2 separate regions of the Homo sapiens genome follow, and region 2 is linked to region 1. A link is a loop called in an ENCODE intact Hi-C map of the cell type or tissue named here. Cell type or tissue: heart right ventricle. All regions are shown on one strand. Each heading gives the region's core, and the rest is flanking DNA. Links, peaks and the distances in the headings are about the cores only.

What was found. Hi-C counts contacts between places; a loop is a spot of excess contacts. Peaks named below come from ENCODE experiments on the same cell type or tissue, not always from the same donor. Only the 100,000 strongest peaks of a DNase experiment are listed, where the experiment ranks them.
Region 2: a loop joins it to region 1, with 7 times the contacts of the local background. A loop is called at or near these places in 40 of 110 quality-filtered maps.

The regions. Positions count from the first base shown.
Region 1 is chr1:65,192,221-65,197,601 of GRCh38, forward strand. All of the region lies in intron 2 of AK4 (adenylate kinase 4), which reads left to right. Among named protein-coding and RNA genes, the nearest start is that of AK4, 47 kb to the left of the region's middle. In heart right ventricle, for the core only: a CTCF peak has its summit at 3,140; a DNase peak (open chromatin) is centred at 4,056; H3K27ac peaks cover 3,539 bases.
Region 2 is chr1:65,140,195-65,145,575 of GRCh38, forward strand. No RefSeq gene overlaps it. Among named protein-coding and RNA genes, the nearest start is that of AK4, 5.3 kb to the right of the region's middle. RefSeq lists an enhancer at 1-135. In heart right ventricle, for the core only: no CTCF peak of the experiment used is centred there; no DNase peak of the experiment used is centred there.

The sequences.
Region 1 (5,381 bases), core at 205-5,204:
GTCAGCATCTGATGAGGGCCTTCTTGCTGCATCATCCCATGGCAGAAGGCATCAAATGGGGAAGAAGTGCATGCCTCTGAGAGGGAATGGGAGCCGAACTTATCCTTTTATCAGGAGCCTATTGTTTTATCTAGAACCCACTTCTGTGATAAGAGCATTAACTCATTCATGAGGGCAGAGCCTTTGTGACCTAATTACCTCTTAAAGGCTCCATCTCCCATAACATTTCATTGCCAATTAAATTTCAACATGAGTTTTGGAGGGGACATTCAAACCTTAGCATTCTGCCCCTACCCACCTCCCCCTCCAAAACAACTCGTGTCCTTCTCACATGCAAAATATATTCATTCTATCCTATTAGCCCCCAAAGTCTTAACTTAGCATCAACTCAAAAGTCCAAGCTAAATCAGACATGGGTGAGACTTATAAAGTACAATTCATCCTGAGACAAATTCCCTTCAGCTGTGAGCCTGTGAAATCAAAGCAAGTCATCTACTTCCAAAATGCTATGGTAGGAAGGTGTATGATGGACATTCCCATTCCAAAGGAAGAAATAGGCAAGAAGAAAGGGGCAGGTGGTCACCGATAAGTCCAAAATCCAACAGGGGAGACATTAAGTCTTAAAGATGGGGAATAATCTCTGTGGACTCCATATTCTGCCTCCTGGGCACACTGGGATGGGAGTTGGGCTTCCAGGGCCTCAGAAGCCCCACCCTCTGTGGCTTTGCTGGGTTCAATCCACTCAGCAGCTCTCATGGGTTGGAGTTGTATACTGGTGGATTTACAGTTCTGGGGTGTTGACAGTGGCCCACTCCCATGGCTCCATTAGGCATTGCCCTAGTGGGGACTCTGGGGCAGCCTTGACCCTACAGTTCCACTGGGCATTGTCCTAATGGGGGCTGTCTGCAGTGGCTCTGTTCTGCAATAGATTTCTGCCTGGGCCTACCAGGGGCATTCATTGAAATCTAGGTGGAGGAAGCCATGCTCTGTAGGTCTTGCATTCTGTGAGATGCCACCAAGGCTTATCCCTTTCTGAGCAGGTGGAGCCACGCCTGAAGCTGTTTGAGTTATGGTTGAGGAGGCCAAGGAATGCTATCCATCTTCTGAAACCATTCTACCCTCCTAGATCTCTGGGTCTGTGATGGGAGGGGCAGTCTGGAAGATCTCCGAAATGCCTTTTAGGTCTGTTGTCCATTGTCTTGATTGATAGCACCTGGCTTCCTTCTAGCCATGCTAATCTCTTTAGCAATAGGTTGTTTGACCACACACTTAATATTCCCTCTGGAACATGCTTTTCCACTCTTTACATGGCCATGCCGAGAATTTTCCAAATTCTTCTGTTTTGCTTCTCTTTTAACTATATGGTTATCCCTCAGTATCTGCTGACAGTAAGGGGTGTGGGAAGGGATTGGTTCCAGGACCACTCCCTCATACCAAAATCCATGCTTACTCAAGCCCCACGGTCGGCCCTGTGGAACCCATGGGTATGAAAAGTCAGTCCTCCATGTGCAAGGGTTTTGCATCCTGCAAATACTGTATGCATTTGGTTGCGAATGTGGAACCCAGTGATATGGAGGCCCGACTGTATTTATTGAAAAAATCCTTGGCCCATGTTGTGGCTCACACCTGTAATCCCAACACTTTGGGAAGCTGAGGTGGGCAGATCACTTGAGGCCAGGAGACCAGCGTGGGCAACATTGCAAAACCTCATCTCGACAAAAATTAGCCGGGTGTGGTGGCATGTGCCTATAATCCCAGCTACTTGGGAGCTGAGGTGAGAGGATCACTTTAGCCTGAGAGGTTGAGGCAGCAGTGAGGCATGATCACACCATTGCACTCCAGCCTGGATGACAGAGTGAGACCCTGTTTCAAAAGAAAAGAAAAAAATGTTTGTATAAAGTGTGCCCTCAGAGTTCAAACCCGTATCTTCAATGGTCAACTGTATTTGATTGTCTCTTTGCTCTCACATTGCATTTTATGCAATTAAAAGTAACCACACAGCAGCTTGAAAGCTTTACTGCTTAAGATACTTCTTCCACCACATATCCTAGTTCATTGCTCTTAAGTTTTGCAGTCCATAAAGCCCTAGGGCACAGACAAAATTTGTCAAGGTCTTTGTAACCGTATAACAAGAATAACCTTTACTCCAGTTTCTAATATGTTCTTTTCCATTTCTGTCTGAGATCTCATCAGAATGGACTTTACTGTCCAATTGCTGCTAATATGCCAGTCATGACCACTTGAGTAATTTCTTTTTTTTTTTGAGATGAAGTCTCTGTCGCCCAGGCCAGAGTGCCATGGCCTGATCTCAGCTCACTGCAACCTCCACCTCCCAGGTTCAAGCAATTCTCTTGCCTCAGCCTCCCAAGTAGCTGGGACTATAGGCATGTGCCACCATGCCCAGCTAATTTTTGTATTTTTAGAAGAGACAGGGTTTCACCATGGTGGCCAGGCTGGTCTTGAACTCATGACCTCAGATGATCCGCCCACCTCGGCCTCCCAAAGTGTTGGGATTACAGGCGTGAGCCACACCATGCCTGGCCCACTGAGTAATTTCTAAGAAGATTCAGACCTTCCCTACAGCTCCCCTCTTCTTCTGAGTCCTCATCAGAATTGCCCTTGATGCATCATTCATGGCAATCTAGGGTGTTACTAGCCGCTTCCTCCAAATTCTTCAGCCTCTACCCATTACTTGGTTCCAAAGCTATGACCGCATTTTTAGGTATTTGTTATGGAAACAGCCCCACTCCTTGGTATCCATTTTTTGTCTTAGTCTGTTTTGTGCTGCTATAACAGAACACCTCAGGTTGGGTAATTTATAAAGAAAATAAATTTATTTCTCACAGTTCTGGAGGCAGGGAAGAGTAAGACGATGGTTCTCACATTTGTTGGGAGCCTTCTTGCTGTGTGTTGGAAGGCAACACATGATGAGAAGGCTCACACAAGAGAGGGAATAAGGGGTTAAACTTACGCTTTTATCAGGAGCCCACTCCTGAGATAACCAACCCATTAATTCATCCATGAGGGCAGAGCTCTCATGACCTGATCATCTCTTAAAGGCCCCACCTCCCAATACCTTTAAATTGGCAATTAAATTTCAACATGAGTTTTGGAGAGAACATTCAAACTATAGCACCCCCCAGTGCTTTTTGTCTGGGTATTCATCATGACTGATAAACTTTGACTTTGCCACCACGTAACAGTAATTTCTCTAGTTTACATTTTTAAATTGTGAGTCTTCTCATCTTGCAAAATGAATTTGTATAGTTTTAGGGAACTTAAAAATCTGTGTTTAAAAAGGATCATCTGTGTTAAACTCCCCTGGAAAGAGGGTTAGTGTGATAATTGAGAGCATGGACCCGGGTGCTGCCAGACTGCCTGACTTGAATCCCCGCTCTGCCACTTTCTGGCAGCCTGTGTGACCCTGGGCCTCTGGTTGCTCATGAAACACAAATTAGCAAAGAGGGGCAAAGTGAGCAAATATATGTAAAGTGCTTAAAAGAGTGCTTGCCTTATATAAGTGCTGTATGAGTGTTTGTCATTATTTTGTGACTAGTGTACAGGTCCTGAAGTTTTTTGGGTGGGGGTGACTATTTGAAGTGTTCACTTCAAAAATAGCTCTAAAAGTATTTAGCCAGGCAGAATAAAAGTCAGTTTCAGTTATGGAATGTTTTCTCTATCTTTTCAGTGCTTGCTTTTGCCATGACTTCCTCTCAGGGTTGAATAACTGAAGTTCTTTGACATCATAGGCCTGTTTTAGTGAAGTACGTCATCCTCCCAAGTGATTTGGTTAGTATTTTTCTCCTTGAAAACCCATCTGGTCACTTTTTCAGTTGCGATTTTTCTTTAAAGCTCTGGAATAAATCCATTTGGCAAGGTGTGGAGTGCGAGGGATGCCTGGTTCCTATGTTCAGCTTTAGACTCCTTATGTTACACAGGCACATGCTCTGCGGAGGACGTGCCTGTTGAGCGTGCTAAAGGTGATTGAATGTGGAAAGGTCGAAAAAGGCATTCTGATGACAGATGACTCATCATCTTGGTCCATATGGCTGTAGAGAGGCATCCTGCAAATGGTGGGTGGAAATGAGTAGAGTGGATCCAAGCCAAGGGAACCCCAAGTGGGGATGTGGGGAGGGGAGGGAGGGTGAGTGTTCTGTGGTTTGGTCAGCTTTGCTCTTGCTAAAAAAAAAGTTCAGCACTACCTTCCCTTCACTGTGCTTTCCAGTTGGGTAAGAAATATTCTTGTTTTGTTTTGTTTTGTTAGAGATGGAGTCTCTCTCTGTCACCCAGGCTGGAGTGCAGTGGCATATCTTGGTTCACTGCAACCTCTGCCTCCTGGGTTCAAGCGATTCTCCTTCCTCAGCCTCCTGAGTAGCTGGGATTACAGGTGCACACCACCATGCCTGGCTAATTTTTTGTATTTTTAGTAGAGATGGGGTTGCACCATGTTTGCCAGGCTTGTCTTGAACTACTGGCCTCAAGTGATCTGCCTGCCTCGGCTGCCCAAAGTGCTGGGATTACAGGCATGAGCCACTGCACCTGGCTAATTTTTCACTTTTTTAAAAAAGGGTCACATATTAGACCGTTTTCACACTGCTGATAAAGACATACCCGAGACTGGGTAATTTATACAAGAAAAAGGGTTTAATGGACTTACAGTTCCACGTGGCTTGGGAGGCCTCACAATCGTGGCAGAAGGCAAGGAGGAGCAAATCACATCGTACCTGGATGGCAGCAGGCAAAGAGAGACAGCTTGGCAGGGAAACTCCCATTTTTAAAACTATCAGATCTCATGAAACTTACTGACTATCATGAGAACAGCACGGAAAAGACCAGCCCCCATAATTCAGTTACCTCCTACCAGGTTCATCCCATGACACGTGGGAATTGTGGGAGCTACAGTTCAAAGATGAGACTTGGGTGGGGACACAGCCAAACCACATCAGGCCAGCAGTGAGGTATAGCCATAGAGAGAGATGTATTAGTAACTGTTTTTTTTCGTTTCTAAACTTGCCTGCTTACTTGTGCCTTGAAATAGTAATCTAGAAGTTCCCCAAATCGGTTCTAATTTATCTTTATGTACCAAGATGTAGTAGAATTATCTGCCATATGATTTTAGGGGTAACTATCAAAATATTTTAAACTGGTATTTCAAAGTTTGGTTTTGTAGAAAACAACCTTAAATTTTGGAATTGTAAATGAAATGTAATTTAATCCTTTTCATTGGTAATAATGATAACCTTTAGCACGAGAGTCATCATTTTGTCCATAGTTGTATTTAGAACCTGGTTTGTTTGTTTCATTCTGTGCAATGTTGAACACTAACAAGTGCTTTCTGAAGGTAATTCTGTTTTTAGCATAAGTCAGAGTTGTTTGAATGT
Region 2 (5,381 bases), core at 68-5,067, 52 kb before region 1:
TCCCCCAGCCCGACACCTCTAAAGGGTCTGTGCTGAGGAGGATTAGTATAAGAGGAAGGCATGCCTCTTTGCAGTTGAGACAAGAGGAAGGCATCTGTCTCCTGCCCGTCCCTGGGCAATGGAATGTCTCGGTATAAAACCCGATTGTATGTTCCATCTACTGAGATAGGGGAAAACCACCTTAGGGCTGGAGGTGGGACATGCGGGCAACAACACTGCTCTGTAAGGCATTGAGATGTTTATGTGTATGCATATCTAAAGCACAGCACTTAATTCTTTACCTTGTCTATGATGCAGAGACCCTTGTTCACGTTTATCTGCTGACCTTCTCTCCACTATTATCCTATGACCCTGCCACATCCCCCTCTCCGAGAAACACCCAAGAATGATCAATAAATACTAAGGGAACTCAGAGGCTGGCGGGATCCTCCGTATGCTGAACGCTGGTACCCTGGGCCCCCTTATTTCTTTCTCTATACTTTGTCTCTGTGTCTTTTTCTTTTCCAAAGTCTCTCGTTCCACCTAACAAGAAACACCCACAGGTGTGGAGGGGCAACCCACCCCTTCACCCATCTCTACTAAAAATACAAAAATTAGGCCCGGCACGGTGACTCACGCCTGTAATCCCTGCACTTTGGGAGGCAGAGGCAGGTGGATCATTTGAGGTCAGGAATTCGAGACCAGTCTGGCCAACATGGTGAAACCCCATCTCTAAAAAAGATACAAAAAATTAGCCAGGCGTGATGGCAGCCGCCTGTAATCCCAGCTACTTGGGAGGCTGAGACAGGAGAATTGCTTGAATCCAGGAGGCGGAGGTTGCAGTGAGCTGAGATCGCACCACTGTACTCCAGATGGGGCGACAGAGCAAGGCTGTGTCTCAAATATAAGTAAATAAATAAAATAAAAAATAAAAATACAAAAATTGGCCAGGTGTGGTGGCAGGCGCCTGTATTCCCAGCTACTTGGGAGACTGAGACAGGAGAATTGCTTCAACCTGGGAGGCAGAGGTTGCAGTGAGTCGAGATCGCGCCACTGCATTCCAGCCTGGGCAACAGAGTAAGACTCCATCTCAAAAAAAAATTTTTTTTCCTTTAAAATTATTATATCTCTATTTATCTACCTATATCTTAGAGATTCCCCGGCACATAGTAATTACTCAATACACACTAATTATCATCTTCTGCTCTTAACAGAAGCCCAAACTTAGAAGTCTCTCCTAAGTGGGATCCCCTTTCCTTACCCAGCCTTGAGGAGCTACGCTTGGACAGAATAAACTTAGTATTCAGTTTCAGCCCCTTCATCCAGCTGGAGCAGGAAGAAAGCTGTACTTCCTCTGGCAGTTAACTTTGCACAGAGGAAAGACACGCCCAAACACATCTGATCTCCAGGCATGCCTACAAATCCCAAGGCAGCTTCTAGAAGGAATTCTCCTATTGATTGTGGTTGGGAACGTGGAGTGAAGAATGTGAATGACACAGTCCTGTCCATCCCCACTACCAGACGTACAAATTGGAGCAAAGTTTTGAGCAAGACATCATCATTATATCATTATGTTTGAGGGAAGAACATAAGAGATTGTTAAACTGCTTTCTAGTGTTTCAAGGTGAAAAGACCAAGGGTGGGAGTTCCACATCTTCCTGAGAGCCTGCCTCTATCATATGCTGTTATTCTAGGAATGATCTGTAGTCTGTTGCTCATGGAGAATAGTGGGCCATACCAGGTAAACTTAGAAGAATGTTGATTTCTTTCCTTCTAGTTTTCTTTTGTTAACAGCTTGGGAGCTTTTTTCTTTTCTTTTTATCTGAGAGGGCAGGGCTGTAAAATAAGTGCTGCTGCCTTTTCAAACCCTGTTAAGATGTTACAGGTTAATAACCATGTGGGCTGGTAAAATTGGGGCTAAGATGATTCTTTCACTTGTAAGAATGTATGAGGTCACACATAATACCATGTTAGTCCTTTATACACCATTTATTCTTCTTTCAGCAAAATCTTTTGGCTTTTTGAGTATTTATTGAGTGCCTACAGAGAGAAAGGAACAGCACATGCTGGGACAGGTATCTTATTACTCCTTCCCATTATTTTCTTTTCTGAATCTTTGCACATATAAGCCACTAGCCTTTCTGTTGTCTTTCCAGAGATGCTTCACAGAAGACAAAGAGAGACATAACTCTATCCACTCATTCATGCAGCAGTCCGTCTTTTAACAATGTTTGCTTAATATTCACCATGTGCTGCATTTTTACTAAGCTGCGTGGAAACCATGGTAAAAAAGATGAAGCCACTATGTTAAAGGAGCATACAGTCTTCATCAAATACAACAGAAATAAACATGAAATTGTGATACATGACAATGATGGAGAGATGTGGTAGCTGGAACAATGGGGGTTTGAATTTAGAGGTGAGGTCAGTGTCGTGCCTGTGAACTGTGGTTCGGGTGATATTTTTAATCATAGCATTACAAAAATCTGGTGAGTCATATTAAATTAAGTTTCAAAGGTATACTTCGAGGTACATTAGATTATGTGCAATGTATTACCGATAGTGGAGGAGATAGTTTGATGTGGTACTAGAAATTATTCAAAGTGGTACGTGGTCTGAGGCCCAGCATGGTGGCTCACACCTCTAATCACAGCCCTTTGGGAGTCCCAGGCGGGTGGAGTAGCTTGCACTCAGGAGTTCCAGGCCAGCCTGGGCAACATGGCAAGACCCCCGTCTCTACTAAAAATACAAAAAATAAAAAATAAAAAAAAATTGCTGGGTGTGGTGGCACACGCCTGTAGTCCCAGGTACTCGAGAGGCTGAGGTGGGAGGATTGCCTGAGCCTGGGAGGCAGATGCTGCAGTGAGCCAAAATCACCCCACTGCACTCCAGCCTGAGTGACAGAGCAAGACTCCATATATAAAAAAAATTAAACTGAATATTAGAAAGTACTCCCTGTCTTATTTTCAGCCATGTGATTTCAGTTAAGCAGAGTCTCATGTAGATGCTGTATGTCTTAAACACCTTTTAACACTTGGTAAACAAACTCTCCGACCCTCATCCCACCCTGCTTGGCTCTGTTTTTTTTGTTTTTTGTTTTTTGTTTTTGTTTTTTTTTTATTTAGACAAAGATTAAGCTCAGAAAATCAACAGGTGGTAGATTCCAGCTGGTATTTGGTATCTTATTTGATTTTTCTTGTATTTATTTCAGTGTATCCTTTTACTTATGGTTAGTGAGTTATTATTATATAAAATTTCTTTTTCAAATTTATTTATTTATTTATTTATTTATTTATTTATTTATTTATTTTTGAGACAGAGTCTCACTTTGCCACCCAGGCTAGAGTGCAGTGGCGCGATCTTGGCTCACTGCAACCTCCGCCTCTTGGGTTCAAGGGATTCTCCTGCCTCAGCCTCCTGAGTAGCTGGGATTACAGGCTTGCGCCACAACGCCCAGCTAATTTTTGTATTTTTAATAGAGATGGGGTTTCACCATGTTGGCCAAGCTGGTTTTAAACTCCGGACCTCCATCCGCCTTGGCCTCTCAAAGCGCTGAGATTACAGGAATGAGCCACTGCACTCAGCCTCAGATCAATTATTTAAACAAACTCAGTCAATATAAAAAAAATTAAAAAAACATGATAAGCAAATAACAGCCAAGGTGGTACAATGTTATGGCAAAACTGTAAAAATAGTGTGGAAATAATTGAAGTTTAGAGGAACAAGAGCACTGTGCTCAGAATGAGGAAATCTGATTTGAGGTCCGGCTCCCTTTGTACTATCGTCCCAGGCAGGCAATGCTGCATGGTACTGAGTGTGTTATGAGGGATAGAGACTTGCCAACATTAACAGATTATTACAAAGGGTATATGTTTGAGTACAGAAACCTCAGACTTTATAGTGTTAGAGGGGAGACAAAAACATAAATAGTTGTGTAATAACTCAAAGACTGTGATAAGTATTACAAATGGGTTAAAAACCCTAGACAAAGGAAATAGGAAGAAGTTAATTACCTGAGTGTATGTATATGATAAGAATGGCTATCATTAGGCTGGGCACGGTGGCTCACACCTGTAATCCCAGCACTTTGGGAGGCCGAGGCGGGCGGATCACAAGGTCAGGAGATCGAGACCATCCTGGCTAACACGGTGAAACCCCGTCTCTACTAAAAAAATACAAAAGATTAGCCAGGCGTGGTGGCAGGTGCCTGTAGTCCCAGCTACTCAAGAGGCTGAGGCAGGAGAATGGCGTGAACCCAGGAGGCGGAGCTTGCAGTGAGCTGAGATCGTGCCACTGTATTCCAGCCTGGGCGACAGAGCAAGACTCCATCTCAAAAAAAAAAAAAAAAAAAAAGTGCCAGGGAACTGACTAGGTGCTTTGTTGTATTATCTCATTTATTTCTCACCATTCAGGAACTGGGTTTAGAGAGGCTAAATAATTGACCCATGATTAATACTGGTGATGATGATGTTTACGACTGAATACTTATTGTATGCCCAGCCCTGTACTGAGTCCTTTATATACATGATCTCCATTTAAGCTTCACCACAAGACTCTGAGGTATTATTTTCCTTTTACAGATAAACTAAGGCTCACAGAGATCATGAAATTTGCAGTTAGTGAATGGTGCTGTTGCAATTTGATCTCAGGTGTGTTGGACTCCAAAGTCTGTTTCTTCATCTTCTGCTTCACTTCCAAGTCAGCAGCAGCTGAGCTGAGGGACCATGAGATGGCCATGCACTGGGATGGTCCATTGAGGGCTCTTTTGTGAAATGCGAGGTTCCAATCTTGGTTTCTCTAATGTGTGTCACAACTCTTTGTTTAATAATTTATACTCCTAAAAGCATAAAGTCCTAGAATCATGTGGGTGGCTAGCACTGTTCCATGACACTATAAGGTAATGTTGGTAAAGACATTTCAAAAGTAGACAAAAGAACTAGGTGGTAGGGTAAGGTAGGGCTATAGGATAGCTAGTCTGTGCGGGCTAAAAGCCATATTTCCTGTGGAAAGTTACAGTCAATTCTTAATAGATATGAAGGAATCTTCAGGATGTACTAAATCCAACCTCCTCATTTTACAAAGTAGAGGTTAAGGGCCAAAGGTCATACATTGGCAGAGGAATCAGGACACCACACATCTTGTGTCTCAATGCTCTGTTCACTATGGCAGTGGTTTTCAAGGTGTGGTCTCCAGATCAGCAACCTCAGCATCACCTGGGAACTTGATGGAAATGCCCACCTTCAATCCACTGAATCAGATTCTGTGTGTCAGGCCTCTAGCCCAAGCTAAGCCATCATATCCCCTGTGACCTGCACGTATACATCCAGATGGCCTGAAGCAACTGAAGATCCACAAAAGTGAAAATAGCCTTAACTGATGACATTCCACCACTGTGATTTGTT